Regions from separate parts of the Mus musculus genome. Here region 1 is linked to region 2. Evidence: chromatin contacts called from ENCODE POLR2A ChIA-PET data. All regions are on one chromosome and are shown on one strand. Each heading gives the region's core, a stretch centred on a gene start or an enhancer-like site at or near the end of the contact. The rest is flanking DNA. Distances are from core to core; before and after follow the strand shown.

What was found. ChIA-PET counts read pairs that join two places held with the same protein, here RNA polymerase II (POLR2A).
Region 1: POLR2A ChIA-PET joins it to region 2 with 13 read pairs in embryonic stem cell. The contact joins the enhancer-like site here to the promoter of P4ha1 in region 2. POLR2A ChIA-PET finds 5 or more read pairs at or near these places in 2 of 5 experiments (Patski and embryonic stem cell).

The regions. Positions count from the first base shown.
Region 1 is chr10:59,899,475-59,905,909 of GRCm38, reverse strand. No RefSeq gene overlaps it. Among named protein-coding and RNA genes, the nearest start is that of Gm46226, 4.9 kb to the right of the region's middle. Within about 2 kb of position 4,258, at least 3 of the 3 ENCODE cell types and tissues checked have a DNase peak (open chromatin) inside an H3K27ac peak, as active enhancers do.
Region 2 is chr10:59,321,361-59,328,713 of GRCm38, reverse strand. P4ha1 (procollagen-proline, 2-oxoglutarate 4-dioxygenase (proline 4-hydroxylase), alpha 1 polypeptide) reads right to left here and starts at 5,418. Exons shown (of 15, transcript NM_001316371.1): 1 at 5,238-5,418.

The DNA.
Region 1 (6,435 bases), core at 3,009-5,508, 580 kb before region 2:
GTGTCTGTATGTGTGAGAGTGGGTATGTCTGTTTGTGAGTGTGAGTATTGTGTGAGTGGTATATGTGTGTGTATGTGTGTATGATTGTGTGTGTGTGTGTGCATGCCTTGGGGTTCTGTGGAGGTCAGAAGACAACTTACTCCAATGTGGGGAGCCTGGGATGGGATTCAGGGAGTCAGGACTAGGAACAAGCACTTTTGCCCACTACTGATGCATCTCATAGACCCCAAGGTTCTGGCTCTTAAGTTTTTTTGTTTTTTTGAGACAGGGTTTCTCTGTGTAGCCCTGGCTGTCCTGGAACTCACTTTGTAGACCAGGCTGGCCTTGAACTCAGAGATGCCCGAGTGCTGGGATTATAGGCGTGCGCCACCACGCCCGGCTGGCTCTTAAGTATTTTAAGTGGAGCAGGGTGAAACACATCCATGATCCCAGGCTTGGGAAGTGAAGGAGGAAGCTCAGAACCGCAGTGTCAGACACACCAGTGGGACCAATGGGACGATTCAGAAGATAAGAGCACCTGCTGCCAAGCCTGGAGACCTGGCTTTGACCTCTGGGATCCACAGAGTAGGAGGGAAGTGACTCCCACTGGGTGTCCTCTGACCTCCACATGCACGCACACATGAAATAATAAACAAAAATGTAATTAAAAATCAGCAATGAGCCGGGCGTGGTGGCACATGTCTTTAATCCCAGCACTCGGGAGGCAGAGGCAGGCAGATCTCTGAGTTCGAGGCCAGCCTGGTCTACAGAGTGAGTTCCAGGACAGCCAGGGCTACACAGAGAAACCCTGTCTCAAAAAAAAAACAAAAAAAAAAAAAAAAAAAAAAAATCAGCAATGTTAAAGTCAGTCTGGGTCACGTGAGACTCTGCCTGAGAAACCCAAACTTCTTAAATCTATCTATCTATCTATCTATCTATCTATCTATCTATCTGTCTGTCTGTCTGTCTGTCTGTCTGTCTGTCTGTCTGTTTTGGTATTTTGAGGCAAGATTTCTCTGTGTAGCCCTGGCTGTCCTGGAACTCACTCTATAGTAGACCAGGCTGGCCTTGAATTCAAGAGATCCACTTGCCTCTGCCTCCCTAGTGCTGGGAATAAAGATGTGTGCCACCACTGCCCAGCTTAGTACTTATTTTTTTTTAAATATTTTTTATTACATATTTTTCTCAATTACATTTCCAATGCTATCCCAAAAGTCCCGCATACCCTCCCCCCCCCCACTTCCCTACCCACCCATTCCCATTTTTTTGGCCCTGGCGTTCCCCTGTACTGGGGCATATACAGTTTGCATGTCCAATGGGCCTCTCTTTCCAGTGATGGCCGACTAGGCCATCTTTTGATACATATGCAGCTTAGTACTTATTTATCAGTGGACTCTTTTCAGCAAAGCTCTGTCTGCACCAAGGACAGGCAGAGGAGGGAAGTGTCACTGCAGGCTGAGGCTCCTATAAAGGTTTTGGAGGCATGGAGAACTACTCTCCATAGAGTCAGCCGCTTTTAGCTCTCTGTTCTCCCCTCCCTCCCTCCCTCCCTCCCTCCCTCCCTCCCTCCGTCCCTCCCCGCCCCCCCCCCCCCCACCAGACAGGGTTTCTCTGTGTAGCCCTGGCTATCCTGGAACTCACTCTGTAGACCAGGTTGTCCTCAAACTCAGAAATCCGCCTGCCTCTGCCTCCCAAGCACTGGGATTAAAGGCGTGTGCCACCACGCCTGGCAGCTCTCTGTTGTTTATGTCTTCATCTCCATTTCCCGAAGGTTTCAGGGTTTCTGGAACCTTCTACCCAGGGATGAAATCTTCTGGTTCTATAATCTTAGCCCCCTTACTAAGCAGCCATTGCACTAGTCTCCCCTGCCCCCAGAAACCCCAGGACTGAATCTGTCAATAAGGCATCAGGGGTCTGTGACATCTTCAAGAGTCACATGTGACAGCTCAAGAGAAGGGCTCCAGGGTTCTGCCCTGGGTGCTGAGCTGGGAAGAGCTTGTCCCTGGTACTCTCTAGAGGAATAGGCTGGGGCACATGGCCCAGCTCAGGTTCTCCTGGTCTGTCCCTAGGAAGATGACACCTGCAGGTACCCATCATGCAAAGTCAGGGTAGGAAATGCTGGCAGAGGGAAGGAGGAAGGAAGGAGGGAAGCTGTCCTCATCCTGATGGGAGGCTTGTCACTCAGGCATTGGTCAGCCTGGGGCAAGCCAAGTAGCATGGTTGGAGCAGGAGGGGAGGCCTGGTCTCAGATCAGACCCAGTATAACCCAATGCGCAGGTCACCCAGGGTCCCAGAGGGCTAGGCACATGCACTGACATCAACAGCTCCCTGGAGTGACATCCAGTCTTCAAGCTATGCTCCTGGGTTCTCAGGACACAGAATGAGAAGCTGTAAGAAGTCAGGGGGGTCCCCTCCCCTCCCCTATTTCTTCCACCATAATCCCTGCTCACTCGCTGTCCCAACCTTTCCCATGTCCCTCCCAGCCGCCTTCCTAGCTGGAAACAGAGCTAAGTCAACAACAGTTCCTCGAATTGTGTTTCAGCTCAGGCTGCGGCAGCCCAGGCAGCCAGGCTCTGGAGCTATTAATATTGGCAGATGTAGCTCATGCTATTTGATCCCGTGGGCTGTGATCCCACCAGGTTCAGCAATGAGCTAGCGAAGGCAGAGCTCAGGGTCCTGAAGACTCGTGACCCTTGGGGTTTTGGGGTCCTGCACTGAGTCATGCTAGTGTCCAGGAACTTGAACACCTGCAAACTTGGTGGCTGACAGAGGTTGGCAGGCTAGATGATAAATGGGGAGGCCTGTGGGAGAATGATGGCAGTCATTATGATGAATTTTACAAACACTACCAGCGGCGAGTGAGTGTTTTCTGTTCCTGCTGGGACTGGACCTTGGTATCCATGTGGTCTTTTACACATTGCTTCAGATCCCACCCCCACCCCCCAGCCTCCCTCGCAGAGACAGGTCCGCAGCCTTCCGGGAGGGCCCCGTGCCTTGGAGGCTGACCCTCTTACAGAACACATCTGCTACCTGGGTGGCTCTTGCAGTGCTGGTGGTAGCTCTCCGTTGTGGCTAAGGACAGTTTGGGGTCTAGGATGTCAATGTTAGAACACAGGGCCATGGCTGGTCGCCAGTAGGTGGCAATGATGCCAGAGGTAACCTGGAGGCTACTGGCCAGGATAGCACTGGGGAAGCCGAGAACAGAACTGTTTCTGATTCCAGACATGGGTGGTGCCGCCTGGCACAGGCTGAGGGCAGGAGACAGTGGCTGCTCCCTGGCCATTCTCAAACTGACTCCTGGTTCTGAGTTCTCTTAGGGAGAGGAACTGGGGACATTTTCAGTAGGATTCTGCTTCCCTCAGGAGGTGGGGCAATGGAGAAAGACCCTCCTTGCTAGTCGTGAGGCCTACTATCTGGTGGGTCTTTTGCCTTAGACACACCCTGGTCTGAATTTGTGGCTGCAAAGTGGCCCACAGGTGCTCTGCAAAGGAGATGGTAAGTCAGACAGCTGTCTCTGCCCAGGGGTCCCTTCTGTCCTCCCCCACTGTGGAGTCACACAGCTGGTGTGTGTGATGTGTGTGTGTGTGTGGAACAGAAAGGGTGACACACAGCGCAAGCACCCGCCAAGCCAAAGGAGGCAGACACTGCTAGGCCACTGTGCAGACACGGCTGAAGGTTGGGGCCCAGGCACTGAAGGCTGGAGAGGAGAGAATCTGTGCATGTCTCAGCATCCGGGTGGGCGTTCAACACTGCAGGTGGAGGAAGGGCAGCCCCAAGCTGCAAACAGCAGGAGGTGGGCCAGAGGCAGAGAAGGCTTCGAGGCTTCAGTGTGCATGCCAGGGCATGCTGTCTGCGTGGAGCCAGGACAGCATCACTAGGAGTGACATGGTCAGGGCAATTTGGGTGATGTCACTATGGAGGAAGAAGGCCTGGCTGACACACTCAGCATCCCATAGGTTTAAGTTGCTGTCTCTTGTGCTTCCTCATCCAAAAGAAAGGTGCACAATAAGATAGGATACTGGAACAGCCAACCCGAGTCCCCTAAAGTCCCAAGCTTGATCCTTGCCCTTTTTGGGGTCAACCACACTGAGGCATCTCTCCCAAGGAAAGCCTACCCAGTGTCTGAGCTAAGACAGCCAATCCAGACCTTCCTAGGGACTTCATTTAGATCAACTCAGAAGGGCTGGGTGGGCAAGGTGTGGCACCAGACCTTGGTGGGGTTGCCTGGCTGAGTAAACCTACACAGCTGCCTGCTGCCTCTGACTGGCCTGTATGCTGGGCCTTATTTCCTGCCCAACTGGCTAAGGAGGTGACAGTAGGCCTGAGCCCTGGCTTTGGGGAACATATTATGACTGGAGTTTGGGTAAATGATATCCCAGTCTCCCCACGTTCCATATAGCTTCTCTTTTGCCTTACAGAACCACTCCTAGACCCTGGCCAGGAAAGGCACCAAGGGTGGCTGAGATGTTTCTGGGATGACATAGGGGACAGGCAGGAGGAGGTATGCGCAGGTTTGTTTGTTTGTTTTTTTTTTTTTGTATTAGTGACGTTTCTCTCTGCCCAAGACTATTGCGAATGACTGGTGTGATAATTACAGGCAGCCATCTGGCCTACATGCTGCCCCGTGCTTTCCTGCCCCTCTTCATCTTCAGGCCTCTGTCACACTGCTCCCTCTGGCTGGAATCTCCGCACCAAGAGAGTGCCAACCAGACACACTCCCCCCTCCCCCACTTCCTCAAGAGCACCGGCTCCTCTGTCATCTCTGTGGTTACAGGGTCTAGAATAGGACTTGACATCAGTGTCAGGTAATCTTTGTTGACAGGACAAATGGCGCTTGGATGGAGCTTGCTGTGACCAGACACTGTGTGAAGCACTTCTTGGGAGCTGACTCCTATCCAACATGACCATCCAATAAGCCCAGTGTCTGTGCCCCACTCATTGTGTACATGAGGCTGAGTGACATGCCTGAGGTTACCCAGCCACTGCATATGAAGGCAGTCTTGAGTGGGAAGCAGCTGGAGTCCACAGCAACACTAATAACTTTTATAAATGCTGCTTCTGGGGCTGATTCCAATGGAGGGACACAGTCCTGAACGGCAGGTGGACACCCACGTCATGTCCAGGAGAGACACCCACCCGTTTTGACTGCTCATCCCTGCTGATACCCATTTTCCAAGTGTGGCCTGGAGTAGTGGTTCATGCCTAACCCTGGGATGCTGAAGGTACAGGCAGGAGGATCAGGAGTTCAAGGCCAGCCTTTGGTACACAGCAAGTCTGAGACAAGCCTGACCTAATGAAACCGTCTCAAAAACAAAGAAGAAAGTCAAAATCCTTAGAATGACCAAGACAGCAGATACACGGTTTCTACCTGTAATTTCTGGTACTTGGGAGGCAGAGACAAGAGGCTCACTATTGTAAACTGAAAGCCAGCCTGACCTACATAATGAGTCCCAGGCCAGCCAAGCCTATATAGTGAGGCTATCTCACACACCTCAAACCAAACCAAACCAAACCAAACCCAACCCAACCCAACCCACATGGTCACGTCCAACACAGTAAAATCTGACCTCAGTGAATGTCTGCAGAATGATCATTTTGCTAGACTCCAAACATGCAAACACACAGCTTCCAGAAGACCCTTGCTTGGGCCTCCTGCCTTCTGGCAAGTTTGTTCCCAGCTCTGGGAAAGGGCTGACTTCACAGCCAGACGGCGTGAGGTCTGACAGGGAATTCTGAGCTGCTCCTGAACCCGTGTCAAAGGTTGGCACTATGCACACCTGGCCCAGACAGCTGGGTGACGTGACTGTCTGGCAAAAATCCGGCCAGGTGCATGTTCCTGGTCCCATGGTGCCCCTTCTGCTCCAGACCAGAGCAGGGCAGGTCAAGGAGATAGCAGGTAGGTCCCTGAGGCCCAGACGGGCTTCTCTTGCCACCTGACAGTTGGAGGGGCATTCTGCTCAAAGCTTCTTTTCTGTTGCAGATGGATGACGTCCCTCTCTTTCTGGCTCACTGAGCTCTTTTAGTCAGTCAGAGAAGGTGGGGGCCAGGAAGCTGGCTACCCCTCTGCCAAGTGTAGCTAACAAGTGGCAGCTTGCAGGCCTGGGCAGGCTGTGGTGACCCTGCTCGGGGACAGCCAATGAGCTCCCGGGTTGTGGTGGCACCACCAGGCAGCCCGCCTGCCTTTGGCTGGCGCGCCAGCGGGAGGGGCCTGGGCCTGCCACTCACGGCTGCCGGCCCTGTCTCCGGGAGGCCGGGCAGATCTGCCGCTGGCTCACCCTGAGCCCCAGGCTGCCTCAGTGTTAGCTTTCTCCGTCTCCCTGGGAGAGGAGGCTGTGGCTGGCAGACTGTGGACACAGATGACAAGAGCCATTTGGGAATTTTCCCCAAGTCCCAGATCAGGAATGGGCTGCAGCCCAGCCCGGTGACAGGGTGGTGGGCAGGTCCCCATCTAGGGCT
Region 2 (7,353 bases), core at 4,169-6,668:
TTTTAATGACATTATTTATCAACTGTTTATTTTAGGTTCTTTGTGATAGTCCAAAAGAAAAAATATTGACTCCATGCTGAAATATCTAGAAAGGGGTTTAATACACTCTGCATACCTGAGAGACAAATTGCTGTTATATACTTTATATTGCTCAAATATCATTCCCAATACAAAAGATTATGTATTCTCTTATCTCTGGCCACAACCAATTCCATTAGAAAGCAGGCAAGTTAGTAGAGAGCAGAAACACTTTCTATCCTCTTAATAAACAGGTTAGCTGGGGCAGTGATGGCGTACGCCGTAAGCCTTTAATCCCAGCACTTGGGAGGCAGAGGCAGGTGGATTTCTGAGTTCAAGGCCAGCCTGGTCTACAAAGTGAGTTCCAGGACAGCCAGAGCTATACAGAGAAATCCTGTCTCAAAAACAAACAAAAACCAAACAAACAAACAGGTTACAGCCTGAAAGTCATCTTCAAGGTACACTTCACCAAACTTCCACCTCTCCCAAGGCCGTCCTACGGAAAGTGCCTCTGGGTGTTCTGTTTCATTTGAAGTATGCTCTCACTACATAGCCCAGACTGGCCTTAAACTTGCGCTCCCCCTGCCCATCTCTGGAGTGCTGGGTTAGCTATCTTAAATCCCTTTTCCTTAGGCCTGACTCTTCTCCTTCTAGCTTTCAGTTTCCTCTTTCCTAACGCCAGTTCTCAAGAGGAGAAAGAGACACACCACATGTTCTTAAGATCACATGCTCTAGGGCTGGAGAGGTGGCTCAGCATCTCTTGTTGCTCCTACAGTAGACCAGAGTTTGATTCCCAGTACTCATATGGTAGCTAACAACCCTCGGCAAATCCCATTCTCAAGGCTTCTGACCTCCCTTTTCTGTCCTCTGCAGAGGACAGATGCAGGCAAAACGCCCATACACATCCAATAAAAATAATAAAACTTTTAAGAATATTATATATAGGAGAGCAAAAAATAATGAACTCAGTTGCAGAAAAGATGTGAATGATTTCAAATATGTAGTTCCATTCAGAACTTACTCAACCTTAAAATGGAGTAAATTACCCGCATCATGTTGGCAGCTGATGGCCCTTTCATGTCCTACTTGTAAGACTTCCAAATCCATAAACCAACAAAGTTCTTTTCTTTACCTACTATCTACCCTTGTGTGTGTTGTTATAACAATAGAAAAATAACCAATACCAGGTTGGGCATGATGGCATATGTCTTTAATCCTAGCATTTGGGAGGCAGACACAGACAGATCTTTCTAAGTTTGAGGGAAGTTCCCGGTCAACCAGGGCTACTCTCCCCTTGCGTTTTAAATATTTTAATTCCTTTACATTTTAATTATTGCTTCAGTCTCATTGTTTTTTTTCCTCTTCACTAACCCCAATACCTGCTTTAAATCCTCTTCCCTGGTGTTCTATGTTGTCATAGAATTCTCCCAGCTGTGATTTTCTTCCTTCCGTACATTTGAATGTTTTTCATTCTTAAAATTGCTATCATTCATTCTTTTGTCACCTTTGATGAAATCCACTAAAGTTTGCGTCCTTTGAAACTGAGCTAATAATATTGAGCGGAATTTTGTCCGCTGTGTTTTTCAGTGACTAGGCAGACATGGGTAGGCTGACATTTCAGTTCTTTTCAGTGAGAAATCCACCCCCCAGTAACTAATTAAATATAGCTATGAAAAGAAAGCCAATTAAAGTTAACTGCAACCATCCAAGAAAATGAAACTACCACTGAATTACAGTCTTCCCTTCAGACTATTTATAACAACAGCTCAAATATACAATAACAGACGTATCATACTGATTTAGTATTACTGAGAAAACTAAACCACCAAAACACAAACACATTGATAAAAACAGGAAGCAGAAAAAAATCTAAGGCAGGATTCATTCTGCTGACAGTTATGTAAGAAGCATGAATCTTTGTACTGTATTTTTAGCCAACACCCAGCCAAATATACTAAGAGCCCTCCTGAACATCTAAAGGAAAAGGGATGTATTGAATCTGCTTCGACATTTCTGTGGCCCCTTAAGTGAGAACTGTTTTTAACTCCTTACGTTTGCGCTCAGGTATAATGTCACTTTGGCTAAAGGAAAACTAATGACAGAATAGCTTCAAGTCTTACAAAAATGTATATAAAAATTATATAAAAACATTTCACTGAATATAAACACTGATTTCACATATATAGACACCGAGTTTATTTGGCTTCTCCTATGTTCATACAATTATACAACGTTCTGCAGAATGATTTAATTGTAAGATGTTAGACCTCACCACAAGGCAGACAGACAATATTAACATTAAGGACCATTCCATTCATTTTGCTTCTCTGCATGCTTTTTCACCTTCAGAGCGTTACAATGTTGGGGGAGAGGAGGGACAAGATCTAATATGATATATTGTAACTGACTCACAATACAGTAGTTCAGCAAATCCTAAGAACCTATTTTGTTAGAACCGCTTTCAGCAATAGCTTACTAGGGCCACTCTCATACTTGAATGAAATTGATACATATGCTCACTTCAGCTTTCTGAAATAGCCAAGAAAGTCTGTCTCAAGAAGCCTACATAGCCTTAAATTTTTTAGGGATTCTTATAACAGAGCTCATGAGTGAGGGCATAAACTATACAGAAATATTTGTATTTTCTGATTTAGACCCCCACTTTGCTGTAGACATTCAAGAGATTTCATAGCTTCAAAAATAGACTGAAAAACACTCTGGATCTCACAAATTTATCTAAAAACAATAATTATACCCAGGTTAGTCATTTATTAAAAACAAAGCATTCCTCCCACAGAAATTAAGGCTCATAAGGTTTATAGCTGTCTCCATTCTCTCTATATCCCTAGCATCAAAGCAAATGCTTGAAATTAACTGCTCCATGAAAACCACAGCTTGTCAGTCCATAACTCACTCTGTAGTAACAGAAAATTAGTGTCTCCTCACCAAAGCTACAGCTCTCCTACAACAATGGTGATACACAGGAGAACTAAAGCTTTGCTTTCTTTCCTCTTCCTCCTCCTCCTCTCCCCCTTCTCTTCTCCTCCTCTTCATCTTCTTCCTCCTCTTCCTCCTCTTCTTCCACCTCCTCCTTGGTTTTTTATTTTGTTTTTGTTGTTTTTGGTTTTTTGAGATTGAGTTCTCTATGTAGCCCTGACTATGCTGAACTCACTCTGTAGACCAGGCTGGCCTCGAACTCACAGAGATCCAATTGCCTTTGCCTCCCAAGTCCCAGGATTAAAGACATGTATGACCACCACTGGCTATAAAGGTTTTTCAATTTTTTTTTCAATATTTATTCTTTACAATTACAAGTTGTATCTGGTTTTCACCTATTTTACTAGCTGAGTTACAAAGTGACAAAATGCCCAAGCCTTTTATCAAAGTCTCAGCTTAATTTCAAAGTAAAAAAAATTCAGTATAACAATGGAAATAGCTTCATCCACCTAAAAGAGAAACAGTAGACCTTTTCTTAGTCTGTAAATCCAAAAAGCATCTGCCCTCAGGAAAAAATTAGACACAATATTGCAAAATCAAACTGTCATGACCTTTTAAAGTAAGGAACAAAAATCTATGCTTCCTACAAAAGGAAAAGATAAAGCTTCTAATTCATATTTAAGGTTCTGAAATGACACTGACGGTCTAAAGTTAAAGAAAATCAGTGGCTGAAGAAAAAAAAGAAAGAAATCACGACTATTCCTATTTCAAATCAAGATAAAAATATTCAGAGCGTGTTCACTTTCAGCTTCTACTTCCTGCTTAAAAATCTCTTTTCTCCCTAGAAATAATCAAAATAACCCTTTTGTGTCTTTTTAAAGTTTAATTTCCAATGTTCCTGCTACGCAGGAGTAATTTTTTTATGCGATTATTTTAGGAAAAGACTAAGTTCCATTCATAAGCTTCATCTAAACCTGAGAAGGGAAACGAGGTTTTTTTTTTCCCCCTCAACCTTAAAAAAAAAAAAGTTGATGAAAGAACAGCGTTGCCACGTCTCCCCCCTCCCCCACTCACGTAGTGGCTATTCCATCCCTCCAGAGTGCATTCCAAGGAAAAAGTCCAAGAGCCATGGCTCTCGAGTTAAGTCGAACCTGGCAGGTTCCTTTTAATTAAAAAAAAAAAAAAAATCATTTCCTAAAAGAGAACCCAGGAGCTTGTCTATCCCTTTCTGTGGAGGCTCTTCCCTATAAACCACGGTGCAATACCCCAAGAGTCCTCATTTTGGATGGTCAGCTGAAGATGTTAAGTCCGAAAGCCTGCCTTTGTACCAAATTCCCACTCTCTAGGAGAAACAACCTCGTATTTAACCGTACCATCCTTCCCCACACTGAACATCCATCTGGGGTCAATCACAAAATTCAGTTTAAAAGTCTCACACAACCATAGAAGGTTTGGCCAAAATGGACTGACTTGTTGACCCTGCAAGAGGAGGGGAGCGTGAAAGACGAAAAGGGAAAGGGGATCATCAGGGTGAGCTGAACCAGAGGAGGTGGGCAAGATTGGAAACCAGGAGGAAAGAAGGAGCAGAGGGAGAGAGAAATACAGAGACAGACGCGTGTGTCCTTAAGTGATTCACTGGGATGAAGAGGAAGGAAGAAGCCAGCTTCCCCAACTGTGAATGACAGCAACTTCTCAGCTAAACTCGGCGCCCCGGGCTATGTCTACTTGCTGAGACAACGCCGAGAAGCGCAACAGACAAGTTCAGTCCTAACTTCTGAGTAGGTCCCACTTCCCAGCTTTACTTTCCAAAAGTGAAAAGGAAAAAGAGAAGAAGAGCGATCGAAACGGAGAGACTCAGCCCCCGGCTGCAAGCGCTGCCTGCTTTCTCCACTGCCACATGCTAACCATCTGCGGCTCGGGCGGCCCAGACCCCCGCCCGTCCGCCCTCGCCTTCCCCCGGCTTAGTGGGGCGGACGAGGTACCGCTGCACAAGTCATCAGGGAGGCTGGCTGCCCGGGATGGAACATTCAAGAAGGTCCTAGTGCTGGGGCGGGGCGCAAGCCGCTGCTGCCGCTCCGGCCAGAGGCAGGACGGGGGTGGGGGGACGGCGAGGGAAGCTGGGAGAGCGCCGGGGCGGCCTGACTTCGGGGGTGCGGGGCCGGGTCCTCTCGGGGAGACCCGGGGGCGGCTGTGAGAAGGGCTGAGCCCCACTCCAGAGCGAAGGGACCCCGGCTGCCCGCGGGGACCCCGCATCCGTCTCCAAGATCGGAGGAGCGCCTCACCTGGATAGCGGGCCGGGAGGAAGGCGACAGCTCGGCTCGGGTCAGTCCTGTCGCCTGCAGTCCCCGCTAGCTAGCTCCCTGCCGCCCTCAGCCTGCTGGCAGTGCGACTGGGCAGTAGAGGGAGCCAGGCGTCCCTTTTATATTCCCCTGCCGCGCCGGCGCGCCGGAGAGGGGGCGGCCGCAGCCCTCGCTACGTGCGCTCTGTCACACCAGCTCCCGCGCCACTGCGCAGGCGCTTGCGGCGAGCCTCCCACCCACCCGGGAGTCGCCCAGGCCCGGGGTGTTCCAAGCCTAGGCTGGCCCACGCGAGGACGCAGTGCGCCTGCGCAGAGCTCCTGCCACGCCACCGTTCCCGTGGTTACCATGGGGCTTCCACCACCACCCCCGCCCGGGTTCCTGTAGGATTTAGCGCCTTCATTTCAGGGTCAGCGGCGGGTCTCAGAGCCATCGAAGCCATCAGGAAGGACAGTTGTGCAAAATTAGGAGAAGTTTATAAGAATTTAGGAAATAAAGTGGAGGTGTGGAGTGGGAAACAAGACGGTGTATCCGGGGTGACTGTCGGGGCTGGCTTGGCCCACAGGGGTTTTTGCTTTAATAAGCGTCTTTTTTACACTTTTGAACACGAGGATTTCGCTTAATCTCCCACCCGCATACTTTATGGGTGAATAATAGATGACAATTGAGTGTCATCTGAGGTTAAATCCTAACCCACTCTGTATAAAGTTAGATTTTAACTTCCCTGTATCTTGGGTGCTACATCTGCAAAGAAGGAATACAATATTATCTGTTCCCTAGGCCCTAGGCTTGCTGTGAGAAACAATGAGACAATGAATGAAAAAGCACTTACTTAGCACATGCCTAGGATTCAGGAAGAGCATGGAAACATATAATGGGGCTGGGGAGGGGGTGTACCAGGATGTTGGGTTTTGAGCATTTACCTAACATGGAAAAAAAAGGCCTTAGACTTTATTACCTAGCCTCAAACAAACCAGCACAGAAACAAGCATCAACAACAGTAAGTCTGGAGATGTGGCACACACAGCTAAGATTTCAGTTCCCAGCACCGTGCTGGGTGGTGGCTCACAACATCCTGAAACCCCAGGTCGGGCAGATCAACAACTCTGGGCTTCCAAGAACACCGGTATTTAACCACACAAGACACATACGTATAGTTAAAATGAATAAAATTAAATCTTTAAAAAAATACTACTGAGCACACTATATAAGGCACGAACTGTGTTTGAGTTTAGTCTTGATCTAAAAGAAGAGAACCTTAGTTACTGGCAATAAGGACAATGCCAGAGATAATTTACTTCCTGTCAGGGAAAGAAAGACTTTTCTAACATTTGTTACTCGTTTAAAACTGTAAAGTTTTCCTTGCTTGCTAAAGTATGGAACTGATTGGCACTTATCTGGGACAGAGAGACAAAGAGCTTCAGGCGTCTGAAAGCAATGGTTTCTAAAAGTGTGGCTCTGTGGGTCTAGTCAGGAGCAGTAGAGCCAAAAATGTTTTTGTAGGACGATTTCGATTCTTTTGCTATAATGACAACACAGTTGGATTTTCCAGAGACTTCTGCTCCTTTGTCATGGTTTAAGTGTGAGGCATATCCCAACCAGGCCACTAGTAAGAGAATTTACAGAAGAAAAACAAAAAAAGCAAAAAACCACACAGCCACCCCACTAATACTCTTAAGATGTTTTTATTAAAAATGTTTTTCTGCTAACTTGTAATATAGTTGTTTTAAAATGCACAAATAAAGCTATTTTATATATTTTTTTAACCTCTCACTACAGTAAATCCTGCCAGATATGACCCATATAAAAATCTCCTTTAATCCTTAATATGTTTTATGAGTCACGGACCAAAGGATGTCTCCAGACCTGAAGTCAGTGAAGCTTCAGTGTCAGGAATCAGAATTGCCAGCACCCCCTTCTAAGATCCTTGGAGGGGTCTTAGCAATATGTCTACATGACCATATGCTCTTATGAACTTTGTAAAAGTAAGACAGTGTTGCAGTTCTTGTTCACCCCCGGAACTCTCCCTCTGCCGTACTTCCTCTTGACTGAAGGTGTTGGAGTCGCTGGCAGGCATTTAAAATCTTTTGCTAAAATTGAA